2 separate regions of the Mus musculus genome follow, and region 1 is linked to region 2. Evidence: chromatin loops called from intact Hi-C (ENCODE). Cell type or tissue: left cerebral cortex. All regions are shown on one strand. Links, peaks and the distances in the headings refer to the core of each region. The heading gives the core; the rest is flanking DNA. Region 1 overlaps Gm30575 (a long non-coding RNA gene). Region 2 holds the start of Gm30827 (a long non-coding RNA gene).

Region 1 (5,379 bases), core at 86-5,085, 85 kb after region 2:
TAAATTATTGTTTCTTTTCTCCAGCATAAAGATTCTCATGCACTTACAGGAATTAACTAATTCCTTGTTAAGCCTTATTCAGTCTCTGTGCTGAACAAACTCAACAGAACTGAGCCCAGGGAACGCTCAGAACACCTGAATGGATGCTGGAACTAAGCATAACGACCAGATAAGCCCATGGCAGCCTTAGAACTGACCGGACTTGCTTTCCTTGAGAGCCAGGAAACAGGATTTACCTCTGTCTGTCTCCCATGAGGTTGGTGTGACCCTGCCAAACGGCGACCTCACAGGTTCTGCACCTGGGCCAGTGTGGGTGGACAGGGCTGCAGGGTGTTCACGGAGAGTGCTCAGACTCGCCACAGCTTGTGAACTCTTCAGAGAGCAAACATTTCACAAGAATCTCATGACTGTTGCCCCACTGCCGATCAGAACTTACTTCTTCAGGAGCAGCTTTCTAACAACCAGCTCTCATCTAAGCGCTTCGGAGAGGACTTCTGTCATTTCATCAGCGGTGGCAGAGGCTTCCGGGACGGGCCACCCAATGAGGTTTAGATTAAACAGCTCTCTCCAGGGTAGCCCTCTGAATGCATCGAGCAGCAAAACTGAAGTGAGTCACGTGCTTCCTGACACAGTTTACTGTAAATCTTAAGGAATCTAGCAAGAAAAGTAGGCTCGTCTAAGAAAAGAGAGCAGGGAAAATGTACAGGGAAGAGGAAAATCTAGAAAGAAGAAACCAGGTTGCCAGTTCTGTGATTTTTTAACCGAGAATACTAAAGAAAGCAACACCACCTCAAACAAACAAAGCCATAAGCCCATATAACCTTGTGTGTGTGTGGTGGTGAGGAGTGGCTGCATGCTGACATTTACACTGTGGATGAGGCTTCAAGCAAACAAGACTGGAAACATCGGAAATGGTAGAAGGGATGGCTTCGGTTACCGATAGTGTGGAAGTCAGAAAGAAGTCAGTGAAGCCAGAAAGAAGGAAAATAATTTGCTTCTGTTGTCAAATATGCCCCCTTTTCTTTATCTCTCAGCCCTGTGACTAAGCTGGAGGGAAGGACCCTTGTTAAGGAGGAATGGAAGAAACGAGGAAATTAAGGTTGCAGGCTACTGGGAAGCGGTTTTGTCGGAAGGTTGGGTCTTACCACATTTTAAAGACTTCCAAGGGGATTACCCTCCAGAAAGTTTCATAATCTCAATCTGATATGTGATGGAATATCATCTGTGAGACTAGATCACTCAAACATTCGAATTTAGCCCAGGCTTCACACACAACCAGTTTCCCCCTGCCCTGTTCTGAGCTTTTCCCTCACCCCACCCTGCAGCCATCTCTAAAAGCCTATTCAGCCACCCCAGCCCCCATGACATGCATGGGGGTGGCATGTGGCAGGAGGACAAACAAGGTGGGATGGAGTTGACCTTTGTCCCACTGGCCAAATGTCACCACTCCTTGTTTTCTATCCTTTCCTTTCTATCTCAAGATGAGTTGAGACAAGCTGTTTTGAAAAATTACAGTCTCACAGAAGATCTTCTCCATTTACACACAGACTAGTGGATTGATTGGAGTTTCTCTCCATAGATACATGTCTTCTCCAAAGCCCCGGAAGTTCTGGAGAAGACAACAGTGTGTTCTATTATTTCTGAAATCTGGAAGTACTTGACATTAACTGGTGCTTAACAAATCTATGTTGACTAAAAGAACAGTGCTCAGAAACAATCGTTTAGAAAAGCATTCTTTTAGATGGTCGCTTAACATAGCTCCAGGTCAGCAGCAGGGAAAAGAGTTGTGAAATAAACCCGGAGGAGCCTGGGCAGGCAAAAGTGCAAACTATGCAAAGCAACTCACTGCGAGAGGAAGACAGAGGTTACAATGTAACTGAGGCCAGGAGCTCACTCAGACCACTGTGCTAAAGCTATACTGGCAAGCGGAAGCTGTGGCTGTTAGCAGGAGTAACAGACTTTCTTTTGGGAGTGGGGGATCCCAGGAATGTTCTTCACCCTTCCCTGAGAAAAATAGACATTCATTCCGACTTGCAAGATTTACATCTCAGGCAAACGACATCCCAGGTTAAGAAACTTCAAGATGACGCCTTTGAATGGTGACCTCCAAAGTGCCAAAGAGGCCATTCAAGGAGAGGTTTCTGTTCAGGTTGGGAACAATAGTCTCTAACCAGCACACTTAGAAATTCCATCCATTCCACTGGGCTGAATTGAAAGAAAGCTAGCTGCACCGGGTGCCACCCCCTCTCTATGAAGGTTACAGGAGATTCAACAACACCCTACAGAACAGAAGAATCACACAGCTGGCTTCTGGTCCTACCCTCAGCTCTCACAGCTAGAGAGAGGCACAGAGTAGGTTCACGACACACCTTAAAGAAAGGATGGGGCTTGTGCTTTGAAACTTCAACCACTTGCAAAACTACATTCAAAGAGACAGTGCTGTTAATAACAATAATCTGCTTCTTCAAAATGCTTGATCCTCACATCTCAAATGTGAGCCCTTGTCATGCCCTGAGCCCCGGAGGTGGGAGCGGTTCGTGCTTGTGAGGGACTGTTCTTCCTTTCAGGGTTTTGTTTTGTTTTGTTTTAATTTTCTTCTGTATTTGTGTACAGTGTGTGTGCCCATGCCCACTCAGGTCAAGGGGAAGAGCAGGGATCGGCTCTCACACACTGAGCCCAGAGCTCTGTGTTTCTGGATAGCCTGGGAACCAGCCAGCCTCAGCAATCCTCCTGCCTCTGCTTCTCTCACATCTCCATCGCTGCACTCCCCCAAGCCCAAGTGCTTCGTTCCAGGCACATGCTTTCTCTCACCCTTGTGTGGGTGCTGCCTGTCTGAATTCAGCTCCAAGGCTCTGCCTGGCTTGTGTTTGCTTGTTTGTTTTGTTTGAGAGTCTCACTATGTAGCCCTGGCTGACCTAGATCTCAGTCTGTAGACCAGGCTGGCCTCGAACGCAGAGACTCTTGCCTCCCTCTGCCTCCTGAGTGCTAGGATTAAATACCCATGGTATCTTACTAAGCATGAGGCAGGCTTCTTATGTGGGTTCTGGAGTCACCAACTTGCCTACTTACGCAGTCAGACCTCTTCCCCACTGAGCATTCTTCCTGTTCCTTTATGTCTTTTCTCTTCCCCTGGCAACAGCTTCCTCTAATAGTTTCCTTATTGCAATGGCAGAAAGAAATGTGTGTGTGTATATATATATATATGTGTGTGTGTGTGTGTGTGTGTGTGTGTGTGTGTGTATATGTGTGTGTGTGTGTGTGTGTGTGTGTGTGTGTGTATGTATGTGTGTGTGTGTGTGTGTGTATATATATTCTTACTGAGCCAACCAGAATCTGAACTGTTGCTTTTTAAAACGCTTTTGTAGCCAAACAGATGTATTTCTAAATTTTGCTTGCGTTTATTCACTGGCTTCTAGGCTATATTTAGGATCCATTGCTCATTCTCTTATCATTTTCGATTTCATTGCCTTTGTTTTACATTTGAGGAATCAGAGGTCAAATGTAATCCAGACTGTTCTGTTAAAAAAAAAAAACACGCTAAAATCAGATAGAAACTGTATGATTAGCAGTATGAATCATCTGTTTTCTAAAAGCAGGAATGTAAACAAGTACTCTGTGGAGCCCCACCTGCCTGGCTGCTGTTGTGGGGGCTGTGTGTATCTGGAGGAAAACAATCCCTCCTTCTCAAGGCTCAACTAAAATTAGGCTCCACCTGCAAGATGTTAAGGAAACGTACACAGCTGCATTCCGGAAACAAGTTACTCAGATTGCTTTTGGAACGCTCTGTGTCAATGCAAACTTGTTAGCTCTTTGCCTAATTCCCAAAGTGTAGTATTAATTTTAATGGTGATTATTAGCACAATAACCGACTGATAAGTAATCTTAAAATAGATCCAATATTATCAGATTTGAAATATACTGTGATTTTTTTTAATCCAAACATCCTGCCTAGTTTAACCAGTCACTTGCCAATGATGCTCTCCTGCCTCTCTCTCTCTCTCTCTCTCTCTCTCTCTCTCTCTCTCTCTCTCTCTCGTGTTCTCTCTGTCTCTCGTGTTCTCTCTGTCTCTCGTGTTCTCTGTCTCTCGTGTTCTCTCTGTCTCTCGTGTTCTCTCTCTCTCTCTCTCTCTCTCTCTCTCTCTCTCTCTCTCTCTCTCTCTCTCTCTCTCTCTCTCGTTCTCTCTCTCTGCATTTACACACTCATCCAGGGTCAGGGGTCCGTGGGAAGTCACTGGAACAAGGCCCAGACAGCTCTGCCTTTCCTGGGCTCCTTGAAGGGACAAGCGGGCAGCTCGTGTTCCCCTTGCCCTTGTGCCTTTCTGTGGGTTCCGGAGCTTTCCTTCAAACCCAAGATTCAGATAGAAACCAAATCCCATCAGGCTTGGGGCCAGCTTTTTCTGTAGATTTCAGATAAGGAGGCAGCCTGTGAATTCTTGCCAGAGAAGGCGAGTTCACTGTTCTATGGAGGACAAGCCATCCCAGTTCTACTCCGGAGGTCAAAATGTCCATCCTTGCCCCCGCCCTCCTAGACTGCACTTCAGCACTTGCCCCCTTCACAGGGAACGGTAAGAGTTTAATTATTTACTAAAATTTGTGTGTCAGAAAATTCAAGCAGTTGAGCTGTGGAGAAAGCTCAGTGGATAAGGTGCTGGCGCAGGAGAGGAACCACATTAGAAATCGGGGAAGGGGGTGAGGGCACACAATCCCGGGTCCAGGAAGGTGGAGACAACTAGAACCAGAGGCTCAGCTTACTTTTCCAGTTCCAGGCTGGACCCTGTCCCAATAAACAAAGTGGAGGGGCACCTAGGGAGTCGTCCTCTGGCGCGTGAAACCCCACAACCACCGCCACCACGATGAACCTCGCGCATACACACATGCGTGCACACACACACACACACACACACACATACACACACACTCAAAATAGACTTTAAATTTCAAGAAGGGTGTAACTAGAGGAAGGAGAATCACCAATTCGTATAAATCCAGTCTCACAAAACCACCCACAAAACCTTCTTTATCATTTTCTTTATTGCCTCCACTTTCCTCTTGAAGGGAGCAGGAGGACACATTGGCGGTGCTTCGGTTTGATCTGTTCCCATTGTCCCCGGTGTCGTTGTATAGAGTCTTAGCGTGCTTTTTAAAAATTAATTAATTAATTAATTATTTTTTTTTTAATACCTGCCTCTTTCTAAAAGCTCTCGGAGACTCTTTAAAATCAACTAGAAGTCAAATAGTCTCAATTAGGTCCCGAGCGGCAAATTCAGTCTCAGTTAGAGATTAAACAATGGGGGAAAAAGCGAGGCTAACGAGAAGGCTGCTTTTCATTACCCTATCTGATTTCATTAGCCTAATTCACGCTTATTAATTATCGGTCTG
Region 2 (5,379 bases), core at 67-5,066:
TGCTCAACACACGTGCTCTTCCAAGAGTCACACGGTCCACGATGTCTTCATAGATTCTTCACACAATTTTTCTCAACTAAATCTTGTTATTTTTTCCTCTGAAGATGTAGTGTTTTTTTTTCTTCACAAATAATGCAAACAATAATTCCACAAATTTGGCAAAGTTACAAAAATGTTTAACAGCTTCTTCTCGGTTTTAATTTTAAGCATGCAAGGAAGTCGGGTTTTGTTCAAGACTCTCCTGAGGCAAACATATTTGTTCTTTTTGCCAGCTAGGTCCCTGCTTTGGGAGACTCCGCCAAGCTTGACTGTGGTTTTATTTGTTTGTTTACTTTTGTAGGGCAGTCTTCTCTCTGTTATCCTGGTTTGAGGTGAGTTCGTTTCGTTTTCATTTCTCTTTTGGAGCACAAGCCTCAGGATACAGACTCTTGGTTTCCAATCGTCAGAGAGGTCTTAACGTCACACATAGATTGCGTGGAATGATTGTGGTATTTGGTAAACTTGCACCGTCTCTCACTTATGGAAAGCCCACCAGTAACACTTGACACTTCACACACGTTGTATGCTATGCTCACAGACTGAGAGGGATTCAGAAGGCATTAAGTAGATATAATTGTAAAAAGCCCTTGACCTAGCAAAGTAGGACTATAACATCTAGGTGTGACAATAGTCTTTAAAGAAGTCTTTACTTTTAAAGCATACGTTTTTTAATTATGAAGAAGAGTGAGGAGGAAAGAAATCCCCCCCCCCCGACGTCCTTCCCTGCCCTCACTGCCCTTTTGTTCACATCCGGCAATGGAGCCTGCAGCCTTCTGAGTGTGGAGTGGGGGCCAGCACTTTCCCACTGAGCCATATTCCCAGCCTGCGCACATTTTGTAGAATTGACTCTAAACTCTACATGACGTAGGAAGTCGTAGGATTACCTACCACTCAGAGGAGCAGGATGTGCACCAACGGCTGAGGTCATTTGGAAACATGTCACCTGTTCCCAGAGAACCGTGGCTTCCGCAGTATTCAGCAGCTGCCGTTACTGCTTATGTAGTAAATGGGAATCAGTATGCAGTCAAGGTGGACTTACTACTATACCGCTCGGGTCAGCATCAAGGTTATATGGTCCATCCATATATGACAGACAGCACTTTAGCTGACATTGGCAATTAGAAGTAAAACGACCCAGAAATCTTCCAAGAATATATTTATTACCATATAAGCATACACACCATTGTTACTTATTAACAAATGGAATAAATTTACTTAAATAGCTTGTTTTGCTCAGTCCACTGAAGTATTTTTGTAAGCTATTTGTAAATTTCACAGATTGGTGATTGCAATCAAAATTTGAGTGATTTCCAAAAATTAACTTAATAAAAATGTTGTATTTGCATGCCTATGTTCTTTTTAGTACAGAACACTTTTTAGTAACATCACAAATAAGGGCAATTTGTTGAAGGGGTTTCTAGTGTTTGCTTTAAATGATTTTATTGTTTATATGCATATATGTACATGTGTGTGCATGCACACGTGCATGTATTCATTGGCATTTATACCAAGTTCAGCAAAGTTGAAATGGTGGTGACTTTGCCATTTCAAAAAGAACAGCCTCTCTCCTTGGACCCTCCTGTCCCAGTGACCTTCATGACACAGGAGACCCTCAGATATTGTACTCACCGGGACTTTTCACTGTCTCTGTTTCAAACCTCAGCACTCAGGATTTGTTTAAAGGCAAAACATTTTGGACACATTATGCATTATGGTAAAACGCATCATACTTCCATCTTGGCTCACTATGAATTACTAATTTGTCAAGGTCAGAAACCTTACATCCAGGAACCGGAAATGCAAAAATACATTTTTTAACATTTTTGGTGATTTCTTTTTTTCGGCTTGCCAAATGACCATAATTTTACAATTTGTATTAATGTTATCTTAAAGAGCAAATTAATTAATGGAAATTTCCAGAGAAGTAGACATTATGCCGTCACTTTGCATGCTGGCTTTGTTTCACTTCTTGCTTTTACAGTCTGGCCTTTTCATGAAATTCTCTGGGAATACTAGTTCATAGTGTCAAGGGACCTGTACTGACTCTCCCTGTATCTGTCTTGGATGATTTGGGAGTGCTGGGTCTTTAAGAGTCATTGTAGTGGCCATCTTTAACATTGCCTGCTACACATTTCTGCTGTATTGGTTTAATTTGTTAACTCACCACAAGAGTTCCTTAGACTGAGATTTGGGGGCTGGAGATGTAGCTCAAAGGTGGAGCAGCGACCTGCCACGTATCAGGTCCTAGTTTTGGGCAGGGGACAATTAAGGGGACATGTATTACCAGCTTCTGGGGCTTGAGGCGAGGGTACCAGACAGCATGGTGTATTCTTAGTCTCACAGGAACCTTGAGTACGGGGTTTTCTCAGTAAACTAATGTGCAGGCACCAACTTACAGCATTCTCCATGAATCCTATTGCCTCCTGCAGGCCTAGTGAAGAATGTCCTGCCAAAGAGTCACCCAGTTTCTACCAAGTGTCTCATGTTCTCTCAGAATGGCATTAGAGGGAACAGAAGTGCATCTTGACCCGTGTCTGTATTCTGTGGAAAATGAGAAGTCAGAGCACCAGGACCGTACGGGAGCTAGGGAGAAGGTAAGAGCCTTACACTGCAGGCATGAGAGCCTGCGTGGATCTCACAGAATGTATGGAACTGCTAGCGTAACACTACGTGTTTGTGATCCCAGTGACGGAGCGGCAGAGACAGGAGGATCCCTGCTTAGCTTTGCTAGCCGGCCGTTCCAGCCAAACTGGCAAGCTCCACGTTCACAGGGGCAGGGTCTCCAACAGTGATGTGGAGAACAGGAAAGAGCACTGACCTTGACCTTTGGCCTCTATCCACATGTGAACTTGCATCCACACACACAGATGTGCACATACATATGAATACACACACACACACACACACACACAAGCACACAAAGACTTTACTTTTGACCCACTTTCCTTCCGTGCATTTCCTTTTCTTCCAGGAACCCACAAGCCTCTTATCTATTTGCTTCAGTGGACACTGCTTTCTGTTCTGAGCAAGCATGTGATTCCCAGGTCCCTGTATAAGACGTGCACACGTGTACTAAGCAGCGGTGAATCTGCTGTCCCGGGTTCAGAGGGTTCACGTGACATTAGCACATTGGGTCCTCCCAGTTCACACTGTGAAGTGTTGTGTTTCCCGGTTGACTGAAGCCCTCAGGCCTCAGTTTTCTCCTCTCCCGCTGGCTGCTACCCCACCCCCACCCTTTGCGGGCTTCCCTAACCCTTTGTTTGCATCCTGACTTGTTTGCTTCCCTTCTGTGTTTATCAGAAGCAAATGCTATTTTTCATTATTGTTGCACCGTGCCATACCCTGTAATTATGTTTCACCGAGGAAGGACACATGAAAGAAATCAGACACTTCCCACCAACAGACAGAAGCAAACAACCTTCTGAGGGCTCTTACCTACTGCAGAGTTTAGTAGCCATAGCTCATCCAATGAGTAAGACTCATGGCAGAGACAGCTAAACACAAATGTTTTAAGACAAACAAGCTAGGCTTGTGCTTTAAACCACAGTAATTGATAGCCCCACACAGACTAAGATTCTATTTCTCAAAGGAGAGCATTTACTTAGAATCTGGACAATCTACAGAACCTGAGCTAAGAATCATTTTCAATACCCCAGTTAGGCATGTTTCCTCTTGACATCACTGATGTTTGGTTGTTTGTTTGGGTTTTTGGGTGTGTGTATGTGTGTGTGTGTGTGTGTTTGATTGCTTTCTGTTTTTGAAACTGCACTTCTCCATGTGGCCCTGGCTGTCCAGGAACTCACTCTGTAGACCAGGCTGGCCTTGAACTCAGAGACCCACCTGCCTCTGCCTCCTGAGTGCTGGGATTGAAGATGTGTGCCACCACGGCCGGCTGATGGTACTCTTAGTTTACTCTATAGTAAGTATCTCTCCACGAGATTTCTAGTATGATTGCAGGTTCAGACAGATGCTCATGGAATGTTGCTGCATCAGGTTATAAGCTGGAAACTTTGATCAACATGAATTTCTGTACAACATGAGAATTATTTACATGAAATATGCTCATTTTATATATATGTAAATTTGGTGATCCTGGGTATTAAGCCGTGGATCTCACATTTAACGTGGCCTCTCCTCCACTGGGTCAAATCACACAATGCTGACTCACAAAATACCTTTTATAACATGTTAAAATATGGGATAATATGTAATTTCTTAAAAAATTAGATTCTGCTGTACTGTTGGACTACTTTTCTCTTCAGAAAGTTCCATCAACTTTTAATAACTGGTACTTCCCTTACTTTTGTTTTGGAGCACAGGTTAAAGAATTACCCCGCAACTTCATTATTAAAACTTTATTAGAACAATTATCCTGTTAATTGATGGGCAGATTCCATTAAATGGAAATCATTACAAATACTGTCCTGTTTGGAAACCGATATTGGCTTCTATGATTATGTTGGCCTAGTCTAAAGTAAATTGACTAAGAGTGATGGCTCCCTCAACTAATCCCAGGACTCAGCACGCTGAGACTGGATAAAGGAGTGTTCAAGACCAGCCTGGTCTACAGTGTTAGTTCAAGGCAAGCCTTGATAGACTGGGGCAACAAACAGCTCTAAGTGCAAAATGCTTGCTGAGCAAGTATATGCAGACTTCAGACTCCTCCAACCCTGATCAAACTAGCTAGGCACAGCAGAGCCAATAGACTCTCCTCATACTTCTGCGGTGGGATGGGAAATGGAGACAAGAAGCTGGAGGGCTAGCCTGATCTATAGAGTGCTGAGAATTGGGAGACAAGAATCAACCAAGGAGGAGTGTGAGAATCAGCAGCCATAATTGTTCTCAGATTCCTATGTGCCTGTCTGTTTGTCTGTCTCAAACTCTCTCTCTCTCTCTCTCTCTCTCTCTCTCTCTCTCTCTCTCTCTCACACACACACACACACACACACACACACACATTTAATGTTTAATTCATCATATCCCTGTCTCAAAAGGAATACTTCTTTCTTTTTATCAGGCAAGGCTCTTAAAAATGACATTAATAAAAATTAAACTTTCATTAATGATAGTACCTATTTTCTAAATTTTTTTCACCCTATTTCCATTAATCTGACAAACTGAAAACTAACCGATAAAAGTCAGTAAGCCGAATGAATGATTAGACCAATTTCTTGGTTCATACAAGAAAAATAGAAGGAGAGAATACTGTTCTCCTCTATGGTCTATGGCTCTCGATAGACGACATATTTTACAAAGTAAAGGTCCTACCCCTTATGCTTCCTAACAGGCCAATGAATCCACGCCCGGCTGAGTCCTTCATGTTCACGCCTTATTCAAACT

The links. A loop is a pair of places that touch in the nucleus more often than their neighbours do. Peaks named below come from ENCODE experiments on the same cell type or tissue, not always from the same donor. Only the 100,000 strongest peaks of a DNase experiment are listed, where the experiment ranks them.
Region 1: a loop joins it to region 2, with 4 times the contacts of the local background. A loop is called at or near these places in 5 of 42 quality-filtered maps.

Annotation. Positions count from the first base shown.
Region 1 is chr3:149,083,202-149,088,580 of GRCm38, forward strand. Gm30575 (a long non-coding RNA gene) reads left to right here. Exons shown (of 3, transcript XR_003954583.1): 1 at 1-2,352. Among named protein-coding and RNA genes, the nearest start is that of Gm30575, 7.5 kb to the left of the region's middle. In left cerebral cortex, for the core only: no CTCF peak of the experiment used is centred there; DNase peaks (open chromatin) are centred at 574, 2,856, 3,020 and 3,531.
Region 2 is chr3:148,998,503-149,003,881 of GRCm38, forward strand. Gm30827 (a long non-coding RNA gene) reads left to right here and starts at 378. Exons shown (of 3, transcript XR_867747.2): 1 at 378-2,633; 2 at 5,327-5,379. In left cerebral cortex, for the core only: a CTCF peak has its summit at 2,471 (motif pointing left); no DNase peak of the experiment used is centred there.